Linked DNA regions of Homo sapiens: all the other regions are linked to region 2. A link is an interaction called in ENCODE POLR2A ChIA-PET data of the cell type or tissue named here. Cell type or tissue: GM12878. All regions are shown on one strand. Each heading gives the region's core, and the rest is flanking DNA. Links, peaks and the distances in the headings are about the cores only. Region 1 overlaps SACM1L (SAC1 like phosphatidylinositide phosphatase). Region 2 overlaps LIMD1 (LIM domain containing 1). Region 3 overlaps LIMD1 (LIM domain containing 1).

Region 1 (5,629 bases), core at 259-5,258, 84 kb after region 2:
CTTCTTAGGCCCCTCAGACCTCAAGCTCATAATAACTTTCTAAAAGGTTCAGTGGAAAGTTAGAGGTGCAAAATTATTGGATACATTTAAAGCATTTTTTCTTCTTTTTTTTTCTTTTTCTTTTAAAAGGTCAGTTGAAACTAGGTGTAAGGCAGGGAATCCTTTAGTTACTGCATCAGGCTGCAGCATGCCTCTGAAGAGTACTGTTTCCTCAGGAAATTGCCATTTTTAAAAGAGTCTCATAACTGTGAGGTCATCAGTCAGGGCAGATATGATCCAACCTTGAAAACAGATGTAACCTAAGCTACCTTGTGATACAGACACATATAATCTGTTCAATATAATGAACATTCATATTATTCACAGAAGTCTCCCGGTGGAGGGAAGGGTGTAGGGCAGCTCAGATTATTCTCATGAGTTTTAGCACAGACAATATGGGGTTTGTATCCAAAGCATTAGTTGGCTGGGAGTTCAGGCTAGTTCAGGCTTACCTAGGCTCACGTGGCTAGCCTAGGTTAGTGCTAGGCTACATCAAATGACTTGGTATGCTTGTTTTAAGTGCGTATTCCAGGGCCCCACATTAGGCCTACTGAGTGAAAATCTCTGGGGATGAGCGGTGGAAATCTGCAAGTTTAACTAGCTATCCTGGTAGTTTTTATGCACTCTGAAATATTTTAGGGCTGGGCATACATAGCTGAGTTAGGACCAGAACATGCTGGTAGAAGAGAATTCTTTGGAAGATATGGGGCTCTGGTAGATTGTGCTGTGGATTAGAGCTTCAGATTAGGTGGAATTTGGACCTAGTCCTGTGAAGAAGTCTGGTTGAGAGAATGGGTTTTAGGGCATTCAGGGAATAGGATATAGGTGGGAACACAGAGTTTTGAGAAAGAGGATAGCATTAGAATGAGTCTTTCTAGAAACACCAACTGGTTTGGAATTGGGTTGTGCCCCTGGGGAGTCTGTGATGAACTTGAGCTATAGGAGAGGCAACCAGGGAGGGCTCAGTGAGGAGATACCCAAAGGGAGGATGAATGGGGGAGGTAGGAGCACCTTCTGCCTATGAGTGTAGTATGTGCAGGGGATCCTTCTTTACTAAGTTGTTTTCTTTTTGCTCACCAAACCTAGTAAAGTGTTGTGCCTCTGTCTTTTCAACCAGAGATGTATTAAATTTGATCATTAAGACCTTGATTTAATTCTTTTTTTTTTTTGAGATGGGGTCTCACTCTGTTGCCCAGGCTGGAGTGCAGTGGCGCAGTCTCGGCTCACCACAACCACCACCTCCCAGGTTCAAGTGATTCTTGTGCCTCAGCCTCCCTTGTAGCTGGGACTACAGGCATGCACCACCAGGCCCGGCTAATTTTTGTATTGTTAGTAGAGACAGAGTTTCACCATGTTGGCCAGGCTGGTCTTGATCTCCTGACCTCAAGTGATCCACCTGCCTCGGCCTCCCAAAGTGTTGGGATTACAGGCATGAGCCACTGCACCCAGCCAAATTCTTTACGTAAGATTTTTGAGGGAATATGTTCTTGCTACAGTTTTATGACATATCACTGTGGCTCCTATGCAAAATAGTGGTTTCATTATTTTTAAAAATTGTGGTAAAATAAAACATTAAATTTACCATCTCAACCATTTTTAAGTATACAGTTCAGGGGCAATAAGCACATTCATGTTGTACAACCGTTATCACCATCCATCACCAGAACCGTTTTCATCTTGCAAAAATAAACTCTGTACCCATTAAACAACTCCCCATTTCTGTATCCTCCCAGCCCCTGGCAACCACCGTTCTACTTTCTGTCTCTATAAATTTGACTTCTCTAGATGCCTCATGAAGTGGCAGTATTTGTCCTTTTATGACTGGTTTATTTCACTTAGCATAATGTCCTTAAGGTTCATCCATTGTGTAGCATGTGTCAGAATTTCCTTTTTTTTTTTTTTTTTTGAGATGGAGTCTCGCTCTGTTGCCTATGCTGGAGTACAGTGGTGCGATCTCGGCCCACTGCAACCTCTGCCTCCTGGGTTCAAGCAATTCTCCTGCCTTAGCCTCCTAAGTAGCTGGGATTTCAGGTGCCTGCCACCACGCCCAGCTACTGTTTTGTATTTTTAGTAGAGACAAGGTTTCACTGCATTTGCCAGGATGGTCTCCATCTCCTGACCTCGTGATCCGCCTGCCTCGTCCTCCCTGAGTGTTGGGATTCCAGGCCTGAGCCACTGTGCCTGGCCCAGAATTTCCTTTCTAAGGCTGAATAATATTCCATTATATGTATGTACCACATTTCGTTTGTTCATTTGTTAATAGACACATAGGTGGCTTCCACCTTTTTGGCTATTGTGAGTAATGCCAGTATGAATGTGAGTATACAAATACCTTTTTGAAACCCTACTTTCAGTTATTTTGAGTATATACCCGGAAGTGGAATTGTTGGGTCATATGGGAATTCTATTTTTAATTTTTAATGGGCCACCATACTGTTTTCCCATAGTGGCTGCACCGTTTTACATTCCCACCCACAAAGCACCAGGATTCCAGTGTCTCCGCATCCTAGCCAACACTCGTTATTTTCTATCCTGGGTTTGTTTTTTTTTTCCTTCTAGATAATAGCCATTTTAATGGGTATGAGGTTGGTAAGTAGTAATGTTTTTGTAGTGGGCCAGTTTTACTCATTGATTTGACAGGATTTTAAAGAGATCAGTTGTCTGAAATAAGACGTGAATGTTACATGAGAGATAAATGTTTTCAGACACTAGAAAATCGCAATGCCAACACTGAAAGAAAATAAAAATATTTGATGTTAATATTATAATTAAAGATATTGCTTTTCTTAAAATTTAACAAGACTAATTTTTTAAAAAACACTCTTAAGAGCTGTTGAATCCCAGGTGACTATAAGATTAAATGCATTTGTATTAAGTGTAATACCAGAACTGCCTTTGTTGCATTTAGCTTTTAGTCCCAGTTCCACTTCTGGGATACTCAAAATAATTAAAAGTAAGGTCTCAAAGAGGGATTTGTATACCCCTGTTCATAGCAGCATTATTCACAACAGTCAAAAAGGAGGAAGCAACCTAAGTGTTGATTCTTTCTTTTTTTTTTATTTCAACATTTTTTGTAGAGATGAGATCTCGCTGTGTTGACCAGGCTGGTCTCAAACTCCTGGCCTCAAGATCCTCCTGCTTTGTTTTTCTTTTCTTTTCCTTTTTTTTTTTTTTTTTTTTTTTTTAAGACAGGCTCTTGCTCTGTTGCCCAGGCTGGAGTGTAGTGGTGCGATCTTGGCTCAGAGCAGCCTCTGCCTCCCAGGTTGAAGTGATCCTCCGACCTCAGCCTCCTGAATAGCTGAGGCCACAGGTGCATACCACCACACCTGGCTAATTTTTGCATTTTTTGTAGAAACGGGGTTTTGCCATGTTGCCCAGGCTGGTCTCAAACTCCTGGGCTCAAGCAGTCCTCCTGCCTCAGCCTCCCAAAGTGCTAGGATTACAGGCATGAGCACTGTATCCAACCACTTTTTCTTTTTTATGCCATGCTTGGACAGTAATCCTTAAAAGCAAAATGACGAACTGAATGAAGGTAGTCAAAATAGGAGCAATTATTATACAAGTATTATGCTATTTTGATATATCTTCCATAGTATGTGTCTTATTAATGGGAACCAGAACTCTGGGTAGGTATGGGATCCCCTTGTCTTGACAGATATTTGGTAGGATTCTTGTTCAGTTAGAGTTAATAGTGAATTGGAGGCTAATCACCTCACCAGATAGTTTATATAGGACCAGAACCCTTTTTAGTATACAGTATTACTTTGAACCTTAGAGATCTGTTATCAACAGTATAGATAATGACCAAATAATCTTCTTGGATCGAATCTTGTCTTCCGAAATCCATTTCATAAAATAAGTAATATGATAGCTTGTTTGGTAAAGATTTAAACACAAAAATAGCAATAAAACAATACACACCAGGAAAAATTATACCACTGAATGTTTACTTAATTGTTTTTGACGGTTTAAATGCTAGAGAGTTAAAGTTAATTTCACTGGCTTTTGAAATGAAGCCCAGGAAGCATAAAACATAGAATAAAATTTATTACATAAAACAATTATGCTTCAGATCAGTATTAAGACCAATACAAAAGTGGTGGGAAATGAGAGGAAGAGAACAGTAAGGGCATATATGTAGGTGCCGTGAGTTAGGATGATACCTGCTGTTATGGTTAACAGAATTGTGAGTCATTACTTCTAATGAGCATCCCTAGAAATGTTGATTCCCTGGCAGTCACTGTTCACATTTTCATTGCTCCAATTCTTAAGCCTAGAGATACCACTTTCAGTGACATTATCAGAATAGCCTGATGGCAGCATCAGCAATTTAGATTCCAACAGCATCTCTCAGAGAGAGAAGATCAAGCAAAGGCCTCAGGACTTTTGAGCGAGACATCTCTACCTTGATCCATAATTACTCTTATTTGTATACTTTGTTATAATACTTTTTTTTTTGAGACAAAGTCTCGCTCTTGTGCCCCAGGCTGGAGTGCGATGGCGCAATCTCTGCTCACTGCAACCTCCGCCTCCCAGGTTCAAGCGATTCTCCTGCCTCAGCCTCCTGAGTAGCTGGGATTACAGGCGCCTGCCACCATGCCTGGCTAATTTTTGTATTTTTAGTAGAGATAGGGTTTCACCATGTTGGCCAGGCTGGTCTTGACTGAACTCCTAACTTCACGGAGTCTTGCTCTGTCACCAGCCTAGAGTGCAGTGGCGTGATCTCAGCTCACTGCAACCTCCACCTCCTGGGTTCAAGCAAGCGATTCCCCTGTCTCAGCCTCCCGAGTAGCTGGGACTACAGGCACGTGCCACCGCACCCAGCTAATTTTTTTGTTTGTATTTTAGTAGAGACGGGTTTCACCATGTTGGCCAGGATGGTCTCGATCTCCTGACCTTGTGATCCACCCGCCTCGGCCTCCCAAAGTGCTGGGATTTTGCATGAGCCTCTGCGCCTGGCCTGTAATACAGTTTTTAAATCTTATTTTTATTTCAATCTTATGTATACGGTTTAAAAGTAAGTAGTATACAAAGCTTATAATAACAGAGGCATCTACTTTTTTAAGCAACTTCTGGTATTTTACTCCATATCTAGCGCACCAGCATGGCACATGTATACATATGTAACTAACCTGCACAATGTGCACATGTACCCTAAAACTTAAAGTATAATTAAAATAAATAAATAAATAAAAAAATAATAGTAGCAGTAATGGTAAAAATAAAAAAATAAAAAAATGCTCATATTAGGCTGGGCTCTGGTTTATGTAGCTGTGGTTCAAATGAAGCCTCATGGTGTATCATAATTACATTTCTTTATAAAAATGTTTTGTTTTTATAAATTTATATAAATTTTATAAAATTATAAATTAAATGTTTTTAATTTCCTAGAATTAAAAAGTGCCTTGGTTCTTGTTATTTGCTTGACGTTTTTTTGAGACTGAGTCTCACTCTGTCGCCCAGGCTGGAATGCAATGGCATGATCTTGGCTCACTGCCACCTCCATCTCCTGGGTTCAGGCAATTCTCCTGCCTTAGCCTTAGCGGGGATTACAGGCATGCGCCACCACACCTGGCTAATTTTTGTATTT
Region 2 (5,629 bases), core at 379-5,378:
TCCTTGGTAGTGGGGTTTTTGTCTGTTTTGTTCACTGTTGTATCCCCAGGGCCCAAGGCACTGCCTGGCACACAGCAGGTACCCAGTGGAAACTTACTGAATGAGGCTGGGTGCGGTGGCCCATGCCTGTAATCCCAGCACTTTGGGAGGCCGAGGTGGGCAGATCACAAGGTCAGGAGATCGAGACCAGCCTGACCAACATGGTGAAACCCCATCTCTACTAAAACTACAAAAATTAGCTAGGCATGATGGCGCGCGCCTGTAATCCCAGCTACTCGGGAGGCTGAGGCAGAAGAATCACTTGAACCCGGGAGGCGAGTGAGCCGAGATTGTGCCACTGCATTCCAGCCTGGGCAACAGAGCAAGGCTCTGTCTCAAGAAAAAAAAGACTTCTCGAATGAATATGTGTACACTCTGGCCAGATGTGGGGAGCAGATACTCCCTGACTTCCTCCTGAGTGTCAGTGCCTTTAGCTGGGACACACATTCTGGCATCAATCCATACCCTACACTGACGTGGTAGGGAGGCAGGGGCACTGGGCTGCTGTCCACATCCCTCACCCTGACCAGAGTTACTCAGATGAGCGCTCTCATGTGGGTAGGAGATGCCTTTGGTAGCTGAGGACTAGAGGGGCCAGAAAGGGTTGGGATACATGCTTTATCTGGATAGAAACTTATAGAGTTCCAGGGACTAGCTCACCAAAGGCCTGCGCAGGTTTGGCAGGGAGCAGGGAGACATGCTGGCAGGCATGCATGGTGGCTTTGATTTGAGGAGCTGTTGGTGGGAATGAAAAGCCTAATAAGCACGTGGGCTTTGGATCTGCCACCCCCCAGCTCTGCCAACAGCTGTGAGACCTTGGGCGGGTTGTTCAGCAGCCCTGTACCTCAGTTTCCCCATCAGTAAAATGTGCATATGGTTGTGAGGACTGAATTAGCTAGTATCTGATCTAAGTTGTCCAGTACGGGAGACTGGCCACGTGCAACTGTGAAGTACTTCAAAAGGTGGCTTTTCTGAACTGAGATGTGCTTTTGAAGCACATCTGGATTTTGAAGACTTGGTATGGAGAAAAGAGTGGCTTATTAATATTTTTCATATTGATTCTATGTTGAAATGAGACTTTTGGATATATTGGCCTAAGTAAAACATTAAAATTAGTTTCACCTATTTTTACTTCCTAAGTATGGATACTTGAAAATGTAAAATCGCACGTGGCTTGCATATTTTTCTGCTGGGCAGGGCTGTGCCTTACAAAGCACTTAGAACAGGCTGTAACACATGGTCGTTTGCTGTATACATTCTCTTGCTTTGTCATTTTCTCAAAAGCATGGAAGCGTCTTTACCTTGTCCCATCTGAAAGCCAAGCCCAATCGATTTGTTCAGAACCACAAATGCTTAAACAAAAAGATCATCATTTGTTCAAGGGAGGCTGATTTCATGATTGCCAACCACCAAGTGAGCCCACTGAGGCCAAATGCCTGATGCAAGGGATGGCAGGCTGCTCCCACGCAGCCTTAGAACGAATCCGTTCCCACTTGAAGCAGGGGGGCTCTGGGGTCCGAAGCTGCTGTGTGCACAGGGCTTGATGGAGCAGGTGGTCATTGCAGCTGAGCCAACTTTCCAGCGCCTTAAAAAATACACTCAGTTTAGCAAGTACAGGCAGAAAGCCCAAAGAGATGGCCCATCCCCTTGAGGGAGGTAGAGAAGTGAACGATGGTGTTTCCTGTCCCAAGAGGTGGGAGGAAGGCTGTTTGGGATTTGGCTCATCAGGGGCCACAGGCTACTGGGATGCCTATGTCCTATCCCTCTGTGTAGGCTATGGAGCCCTTTCCTGGGTATGGGCCTCCCAATAAGCCTGTGGCCAATGCAGGGGCAGGCTGGGAGGTGGCTTTCCAGGCAGCTTGCAAAGGCCTGTTTGTCTGAGGCTTGTCCTGACATCACTGAGGCTTTGCTTGCAGGTGGCAGGGACTTACACAGAGGCTCTTTGTTGGCCAGCCACAGAGGTCAGTTAGAAGCCATGAATGGACTGGAGCTGGCAGCCCCTCCTCTACCCATAGCACACAGCTGCCACCTCTCTGGGTTGCCCATGCCTGACGGTGGGTGTGTGAGGTGTGGGGAGAGGCATCTCTGCCCAAATTTGTAGCCAGAGAGCAGAGGAAGTGAAGTTGGTGGGAGGCGGTGAGGAAGGCAGGGAGAAAGAAAGGAGGTGGTGTTGAGGAAGCTAGCATGGCTTCTGCCCAGCTCTGTCATGGTTTGCAGGTGCGCGCTCTCTCTCTCTCTCTCTCTCTCTCTCTCTTTAAAGACAAATTCTCACTCTGTACCCAGGTTAGAGTTCAGTGGCACCATCTTAGCTCACTGTAGCCTTGGCTTCCTGGGCTCAAGCAATCCTCCCATCCCAGCCCCCCGAATAACTGGAAACACAGGTATGCACAACCATGCCTGGCTAATTTGTTAATTTTTGTAGAGGCAGGGTCTCGCTGTCTTGCCCAGGCTGGTCTTGAACTCCTGGGCTCAAGTGATCCTCCCACCTCGGCCTCCCAAAGTGCTAGGATAACAGGTGTGAGCCACTGTGCCAGGCCTTTTGCAGGCTATTTGATGTCTGCATTGGATACTTGGGGTCAGGCTCAATGCCTGGAAGTCATTTAGTGTCATTCTGCTGTGCTCTATTACTTTAAGCATTCACAAGCCTTTCCACACTCTCACTTCTTGATAGGAGGAGTGTCTAGGAATTGTTTTCAAAATGCTGTATTTGCATACAGAGAAATGTGTAGTTCAGTGAGTTTTGACAGATGCATGCACCTGTGTGACCCACATTCCTATCAAGATATAGAATAGTTCCATCCCCAGAAAGTTCCCTCATGCTTCTTTCCAGTTAGTGCTCACCTCCAGGCAACTACAATTCTGATTTTTTAAAATCATTTATTAGTTTTGCCCATTCTAAGATGTAATATAAATGGATTCATATAGTATTTATATACAGTTGATCTTCATTATCCACAGATTCTGTATTTGTGAATCAGCTTACTTGCTAAAATTTATTTGTAACCCCAAAATTAATACTCACAGTTCTTTTGTGATCATTCACAGATATAACAGAGTGCTGAAAAGTTTGAGTCCCCTGACGCCTATCTTCCCAGCTGAAGTCGAACAAGGCAACGCTCCGCCTTCTTGTTTCAGGTCATGCAGTAAACAGGTGTCCTTTTCATGGTCTATTTAGTGCCATGGTTTTTGCATTTTTGTGGTTTTTGTTGATGATTTTGCTGTTTCAAATGGCCCCCAGGCACAGTGCTGGAGTGCTTTCTAGTGTTCCTAAGAGCAAGAGGGCTGTGATGTGCTTTACAACGAGAATATGTATGAGAGAAGCTTTCTTCAGGCACGAGCTACAGGGCTGTTGGCTGAGGGTTCGATGTTAATGAATCAACAATATATACTAAGGAAGGTGTCTCTAAATAGAAGCACACATAAAACAAGGTCATATATTCATCAGTTGATGAAAGTGTTGTGGTCAGAAGTTTTCAGAAACCTAACCCTGTATTTCTGCCAGAAGCAGTGGTTCAGTATTGACTGATTCAGTATTCTTGCCAAATAATGAGAATCAACTATAGTACTCCTTTGTCCAGCTTATTTCACTCAGATAATATCTGTGAAATTCAGCTATGCTGTTGCATTATCAACTGGGCTTTTTGCATTATCAATTGTGCTTTTGTTTTACTGCTGAGTAATATTACATTGTATGGATACACCACAAGATTTGTTTTTCCATTTCCCTGTTGAGGTTTTTTTTTTTTTTTCATTTTTGGCTATTATGAATAAGTCTGTTAGGATTGTTTTTGTGTAAGACTTTGGGTTTTTTTTTTGTTTGTTTTTTTCTTTTGTAAATATGGGATCTCGCTATGTTGTCCAGGTTGGTTTTGAACTCCTGGCTTCAAGTGATTCTCCTGCCTTGGCCTCCTAAAGTGCTGGAATTATAGGCATGAGCCACTGCACCTTATATGTACAAGTCTTTGTATAGACACAGGCTTTCGTTTCTCTTGGGTAAATACCTAGGAGTAGAATTGCTGGATCATGGAGTAGGTGTATGTATAACTTTTTTAGCAACTGCCAAAAACTTTTCCAAAGTGGCCGTGCCACTTAGCATTCCCACAGCAGTGTGAAAGTTCCTCTGATTCTCCAGCTGTTTTTAGAATTTCTTGGGGGCCCTGCTTTACTTGTTGCTTTCTAAGCCACCTGTTCTCTGAGCTGGCAACGCTTGGCTGATACCCTCCCAATTTCCTCTGTTAAAATATTATCTTCACAAGATATTTTATTCCTTTCTTGATAGTGATGGGCTGTGAGCCCATCACTATTTTACTTTGCTTCTTTGCTCTCTTAAGAGTTTGATTTAAAAAACATTTTTTTGTTTTTGCTTTTACCAGTTTTCTCTAGTACAGAAATCCTCTTAGGCTGGGCACAGTGGCTCATGCTTGTCATCCCAGCACTTTGGGAGGCCGAGGCGGGTGGATCACGAGGTCAGGAGATCGAGACCATCCTGGCTAACATGGTGAAACCCAGCCTCTACAACAAATATAAAAAATTAGCCGGGCGTGGTGGCGGGCACCTGTAGTTAAAAAAAAAAAAAAAAAAGGAAATCCTCTGCCCGGGTGCTGTGGTTCACGCACTTTGTAATCCCAGCACTTTGGGAGCTGAGGCAGGGGGATTGCTTGAGCTTAGAGATTCAAGACCAGCCTGGGCAACATGGTGAAACTTTGTCTCTACGAAAAATAAAAAAATTAGCTGGGCGTGGTGGTGCGTGCCTATAGTTCCAGGTACCGGGGAGGCTGAGGTGGGAGGATCATATGAGCCCAGGAGGTCAAAGCTGCAGTGAGCCATGATCACACCACTGCATTCCAGCCTGGGCAACAGAATGAGGCCCTGTCTCAAAAAAAGTGATAATAATAATAAAATAAAAAATAAATTCCTGGGTGTTTTTTTTTTTTTTTGCCGTTTTTTAAACCTTAAACACAGCTAACTGTAGAAAAGTCAGAAAGTATAGAAAAAAATTGGAAAGGTCACCGATCATCCTACTCTAGGGATAATCACTGTTAGGATAGACTTTTTTTTCTTTTACACATAGATATTTAATTTTAAAGAATTTGAGTGAACTAAAATTAACTTTGTTGTAGATTTGGGGACTTTAGTGAAAGTTGGGCCAATAGAGGATGTCGGGGAGCAGAACTTCCCCTCTTCTCTCTTGGGGTCCTGGTGGGGTCTGAAAACTAAATTGACATAGGTAAATAGAAGAGCATACACATTTAATAAAAGTTCTATGTGACACGGGAGCCCTCATAAACAAATGAAGACCCAAAGCAGTGGCAAAACATACATGTGTTTATATGAGGTTGAACAAAGAGAGGCATTTGTGGGAAAGTAACCAAATTATGTGGGGAGGCTAAAGGAAAGTAAGCCTTATTTTAACAAGGTCTGTTTGTACAGAATTTTCTCTGCTGTTACTCTCCATTGAAGAGTGTTTGTTTTCTCATGGTACAGGGAGGGCACCTTTTATTTTATTTTGTATTTTATTTGTATGGATTTAGGGGGGAGAAGTGCACTTTTGTTACATGGATCTATTGCCTACTGGTGAAATCTGGGTTTT
Region 3 (5,605 bases), core at 606-5,605, 63 kb after region 2:
GATTTTGGCCCTGGGATTGGCCCATCCCTTCCTTACCATCTCTTTCTCTTAAAGAACTATGCAAGAGTTTCCTGTTCTGGGTGAGGGTTGGAAAGGAGCCCTCTTTCCCTGCCAGCTCAGAGACCCTGTGAGAGGCTGCAGGAGAAGGATTCCTGTGTGGTCTCTTCTGTGTATTCATCTAAACAGATTTGCCTTTCCCACCCCATCACCTCTTGCTCTTCTCCTAGGTGAAACTCGGGGGTAAGTGTACTCTGTGTGTGACTGCTCATGTAATCCTTAGGCCTGATGTGTTCCTCTCCCCTTCCACCATCTCATCCTTCCCTATAATCCCCACTGAGTCTTGGTCTCTGCTCCAGATCCTGCAAGCCCTGGGGAAGTCCTACCACCCCGGCTGTTTCCGCTGTGTCATCTGTAATGAGTGTTTGGATGGGGTGCCCTTCACCGTGGACTCAGAGAACAAGATCTACTGTGTCCGAGATTACCACAAGTAAGAAGGGATGGGAGCAGACAGGACCCATTCGTGTAGGCCAAGCTGATCTCAGCAGAGTGAGTGGTGGAAACCGACAAAACTGTGTTTGCCAGCCGCCCTTAGATCACAGTCCAGCAAAGGCTTAATGGTTTTGAGGGGTACAGCAGGGACCTTGGGAGGTTGGTCGATGCCAGTGTTGACAGGAATGGGTTAAAGAATCATGTTTAGTGAAAAAAAAAAAACAACAGAGCACAGAAAAACTAATAATCATATTTGTAGCTAGGCCTCGGGAGGAATCCACCAAGCCCTGTGGCTTCAGCGTTACCTAACTTCACAAGGCCCCTATGCAGTGCTGGTTCCTACCACTCTTGGTTTGCCTGGGCCTGTGCTAGGCACCATGAGAGGTGTAAACAAATCAGTTAGTGCTGTCCCCAGAAGAGTGAGAGGCAGCCAGTGTCCTCATTGCAGCTGGGGAGCAAATACTAAGGCATATTCCACAAAGTGAGCCAGGTACCAGTCATTCTATGAGGGAGGAGAGCAAGGGGCAGGAGGCGGCATGGAGGAAGGCTCCATGTGGATTCCAAGTGCAAGTCTGACTCTGGAATTTGCTCCCAGAAGCAACATTTATTGCTGCTTTGTTTCTCCCCACAGGGTGCTGGCCCCCAAGTGTGCAGCCTGTGGGCTTCCCATCCTTCCACCTGAGGTAAGATGCCCTTCCAGACATGCTCCCAGGGGCTTCTAAGACATGAATATCTCCCTGGGCTCATTTACAAGATCCATGTCCTGTCCTTACAGCTTTTAAGGTATCCTTTTAAAAATCTCAACTCTGGCCTGGTGCAGTGGCTCACGCCTGTAATCCCACCCCTTTTAGGAGGCCCAGGCAGGAAAATTGCTTGAGGCCTGGAGTTTAAGAACAGCCTGGGCAACATAGCAAGACCTCATCTCTACAAAAAATTGTTAAAAATTGGCCAAGTGTGGTGGCATGTGCCTGTAGTCCTAGCTGCTTGAGCCCAAGAGTTTGAGGCTGCAGCGAGCTATGATGGTGCTACTGCATTCCAGCAGGTGACAGCAAGACCTTGTCTCCAAAAAAAAAAAACCAAAAAAAACCCCACTTCACCTTTGAGATAAGTCGTGTCTTCACCCTTCCTTGTTGACTGGCTTCCCCAACCCAGTACCCTTCTTGTGCTGATTTGTCCCCATAACCAGGTCAAACTCCCTTACTTGATACTAATTCTTAGATTAGCAGATGAGGAGAAAGGCTTGTCTTTTCTTCATTTTTTAAAATAAGTGTCCATGTAGGTCTTTCTTTCAGTGTTAACTCTGACATTCTAGAAGGAAGGACTCCTATCCCTCCTACTTCCCCTCTCATCAGCTTAAATGTATTCTTCTTCCAGTAAGTACTCCTGATTTACCTTCTCCTCCCAAGGCCACCTACTTGTTACCCCCAAAACCCTCTTCCCTCCCCACCCCACGGTACATCAAGCCCGACAGCCCCCCTAACAGGCCTCTCCTATGTGTTCTTGCTTTTCTCTGGTCCCAGGGCTCAGATGAGACCATCCGTGTCGTGTCCATGGACAGAGACTACCACGTGGAGTGTTACCACTGCGAGGTAGACCCCTCCCCACCCAGCCCCCAAAGCCCATTGTAGACATCCAAGAGAAAAGCATCCTGCGTTGACTGGGGCAAGAGGCAGTCAACAAGATTCTGGCAAGGGTCAGCCCTCTAGAGCTTCTGTAGGAAATGGAATGAAGGCTGGTTCTTGGGGGAGGTAGGAGAAGATGGAAATGCTCAAGGTATAAAGGTCTTTCTTCTGCATATTCAGAACTATCAAGTCCTGCAACTGTTGGAGCTGCTCTCCCTGAAGCTGCAGAGCTAGGAGGGTCGTGGAGAGCATGGGTTTCAGGTCCTATCTGCGGGCCACATTGTCAGGCAGGTGTGCGATTTGGGGAAGGGACTCCCTCCCCTCCAGCTTGCAGGCTGTTCTATCTGCCTGAAGCTCCTTTCTCAGCTGAGCCCTGGAAATCATGAAGCCCCTCTTGGAAACAGGCATGTCAGCTGGTGGTGTGAAGGCGGGTGGGGTCCGCCTGCCCCTTCCTGCCCTTTGTCCCAACCCAAGATGAAGGAGCACTAGTACCTGATGACTGTCAGGAAAGCTAGAGGTTGCCCCTCACCAACCCTTGTGAAGGGTGACCATGGAATTTCAGCCACAATTAAGTGAATTCACCCATGGAAGGAGATTAGATTCATTTGGTGACCCTGTGGGTAGAGAATGGGGGTGTCCCTCATATAGACTTGTCCCACTGCCAACACTGAAGAAATGGGTGGGAATCATTGCTGCTGGGACCCCAGGTGCCCCAGGTCACTGCAGGAGAAAAAGGTGAGGACATTTGCTCAACAGGCCTCTCCACATTTTCTAGACCAGTGCTATCCAAAAGAAATATAAGGGGCCGGGCGCGATAGCTCACGCCTGTAATCTCAGCACTTTGGGAGGCCAAGGCCGGCAGATTACTTGAGGTCAGGAGTTCGAGACCAGCCTGGCCAACATGGCAAAAACCCATCTCTACTAAAAATACAAAGATTAGTGGGCGTGGTGGCACACGCCTGTAGTCCCAGCTACTCGGGAAGCTGAGACAGGAGAATTGCTTGAACCTGGGAAGTGGAGGTTGCAGTGACCTGAGATCATGCTACTGCACTCCAGCCTGGGCAACAGAGCAAGACTCCGTCTCAAAAAAAGAAAGAACTATGAGAGCCACAAATTAAAGTCATGTATCATTTTAAGTTTTCTGGTAGTCACAATTAAAACGTTAAAGAATTATGAGAGCCACAAATTAAAGTCATGTATCATTTTAAGTTTTCTGGTAGTCACAATTAAAACGTTAAAAGAAACCGGTGAGATTAATTATTTTATTCGGTTCAAAATATCCAGCCAGGCATGGGCCCATGCCTGTAATCTTAGCACTTTGGAAGGCCGAGGCAGGGGGATCACATGAGCCCAGGAGTTTGAGAACAGCATGGACAACACAGTGAGACCCTGTCTCTACTAAAAATACAAAAATTAGCCAGGCATGCTGTGCCTATAGTCTCAGCTACTTAGGAAGCTAGGATCGTGTCACTGCACTCTACTCTGGGTGACACAGCAAGACCCTGTCTTAAAAAAGTAAAAAATCCTGCTGGGCGTGGTGGCTCATGCCTGTAATCCCAGCACTTTGGGAGGGCAGATCACTTGAGGTCAGGAGTTCAAGACCAGCCTGGCCAACATGGTGAAACCCTGTCTCTACTAAAAATACAAAAATTAGCCAGATGTGTTGGCGCGTGCATAATCCCAGCTACTTGGGAGGCTGAGACAGGAGAATTCCTTGAACGGGGGAGGTGGATGTTGCAGTGAGCTGAGATCGCACCACTGCACTCCAGCCTAGAAAACAGAGGGAGACTGTCTCAAAAAAGAAAAAAAAATCCAAATGTTATCTTTTGAACATGTAATCAATATAAAAAAGTTACCCATGAGATTTTTTTTGTAACTCCACAATTTATTTTATTTCTTCTAAAAAAAAAAAAGGGATACGTGTGAAGATTTATTACATAGATATATGTTGTACGTGTGCCAGGGTGGTTTGCTGCACCTATTGTCCCATCCTCTAAGTTCCCTCCCCTCACCCCCACCTCCCAACAGGCCCTGGTGTGTGTTGTTCCCCTCCCTGTGTCCATGTGTTCTCATTGTTCAACTCCCACTTATGAGTGAGAACATGTGGTGTTTAGTTTTCTGTTCCTTTGTTAGTTTGCTGAGAATGATGGCTTCCAGCTTCATCCATGTCCCTGCAAAGGACATGATCTCATTCCTTTTTCCCATGAGATATTTTTACATCCTCTTTTTGTCCTAAGTCTTCGGAATCTGCATTTACACTGACAGCACATTTTAAGTGGTTCACAGCAAGTGCCTTGTGGCAGTGTCTCCTGTGTTGGACAGGCCTCCACGGGGCAGGAGCTGTGTTTCTGCACTGGCATTTCCTGCCTATACAGAAACACACAGCACCCTCTGCTGATTTTGGGGACTGTGGCCTTCAGGTCAGTCTTGCAGTCTGTTTTGTTTTGCTTCCCCTGGACATGTCTGCCTCCCCACAGGACTGTGGTCTGGAGCTCAATGATGAAGATGGCCACCGCTGTTATCCGCTGGAGGACCACCTGTTCTGTCACTCCTGCCACGTGAAGAGGCTGGAGAAGAGACCCTCATCTACAGCCCTTCACCAGCACCACTTCTAGCCAGAGCCACTTGCAGACATCACGGCAGGGGATGAGGAGCCGGGGTTGCTGCTGCTGCTTCCGGTGGCCCCTGGGGTGGAAGTGGGGTAGGGGAAGAGGAGGGGCAGGAGGGAGAGTTCCTGTGAGCATGTGGGGGGTGCCTTTCCTTTAACCAGGGAGGTGAACACTACCTGCCTCCTGCGTGTATTTTCCAAGTGCTTTTCTCTGTTGCCACATTTTCCTCAGGTTACTCAGGAAAATGCTCCAGCATGTGCGAGCACATGACCTGAGGTTGCATCATAGCACCAAAGGAATCCTCCTGTCCCCTCTGGGAACATTTCATGCTTCAGAGGGAGAGGTTTTTATTGAGCTTGTTTCACAATATCCCCTTGAAGGGACAGCTCAGCTGCCAATACATTCAACCCTTTCTCTTCCTTCAGGAAAATACCTATACCCAAATGTTCCCTCCCCCGACATATATCATGGCATGATTTAAGGCTTCTTTTCACCTGAGAGCTTCAGTTCTTCTGCAGAATGGCTGCAAATTTAATTGCATTAAGGCAAGAAGGAAGCTCTAATGTGTGCTTTGTATCCTAAGATAAATTTGCTTAGAAAACCAGAGTCAAGATTTGAAATAGGTGAGGCAGGGTTTCCTCCTTAGACACTGACAGCATTCTCTGTACCCCTTCAAATCCTTACTCTCCTAAAGGCAGCTGAGTCCGCGACAGAAATTTGCCCTATGTGAGTAAAACATACTTTGGGAGAAGAACTTGGTGCAGGCACCAGGATTTTTTTTTTTGCCCACGTGTTTGCGCTGTTTTTCTCTGGAGTTCTCAAGAGTTGGTGACTTGGAAGGCCGCTTCTGCAAGGCAAGTCTCAGGAACCCATGCAGGTACATCG

What was found. ChIA-PET counts read pairs that join two places held together with the same protein. Peaks named below come from ENCODE experiments on the same cell type or tissue, not always from the same donor. Only the 100,000 strongest peaks of a DNase experiment are listed, where the experiment ranks them.
Region 1: POLR2A ChIA-PET joins it to region 2 with 6 read pairs; 5 of 35 experiments call an interaction of 5 or more read pairs at or near these places.
Region 3: POLR2A ChIA-PET joins it to region 2 with 5 read pairs; 4 of 35 experiments call an interaction of 5 or more read pairs at or near these places.

Annotation. Positions count from the first base shown.
Region 1 is chr3:45,694,071-45,699,699 of GRCh38, forward strand. The region is part of intron 1 of SACM1L (SAC1 like phosphatidylinositide phosphatase); the gene reads left to right. Among named protein-coding and RNA genes, the nearest start is that of SACM1L, 7.5 kb to the left of the region's middle. RefSeq lists an enhancer at 75-214. In GM12878, for the core only: no CTCF peak of the experiment used is centred there; no DNase peak of the experiment used is centred there; H3K4me3 peaks cover 504 bases; H3K27ac peaks cover 917 bases.
Region 2 is chr3:45,609,808-45,615,436 of GRCh38, forward strand. The region is part of intron 1 of LIMD1 (LIM domain containing 1); the gene reads left to right. Among named protein-coding and RNA genes, the nearest start is that of LIMD1, 18 kb to the left of the region's middle. RefSeq lists enhancers at 1,915-1,984, 3,042-3,091 and a silencer at 5,321-5,420. In GM12878, for the core only: no CTCF peak of the experiment used is centred there; a DNase peak (open chromatin) is centred at 3,264; H3K4me3 peaks cover 1,411 bases; H3K27ac peaks cover 2,836 bases.
Region 3 is chr3:45,672,334-45,677,938 of GRCh38, forward strand. LIMD1 (LIM domain containing 1) reads left to right here. Exons shown (of 8, transcript NM_014240.3): 5 at 357-487; 6 at 1,121-1,172; 7 at 2,010-2,078; 8 at 4,589-5,605. The coding sequence ends at 4,726. Among named protein-coding and RNA genes, the nearest start is that of LIMD1-AS1, 14 kb to the right of the region's middle. In GM12878, for the core only: no CTCF peak of the experiment used is centred there; no DNase peak of the experiment used is centred there.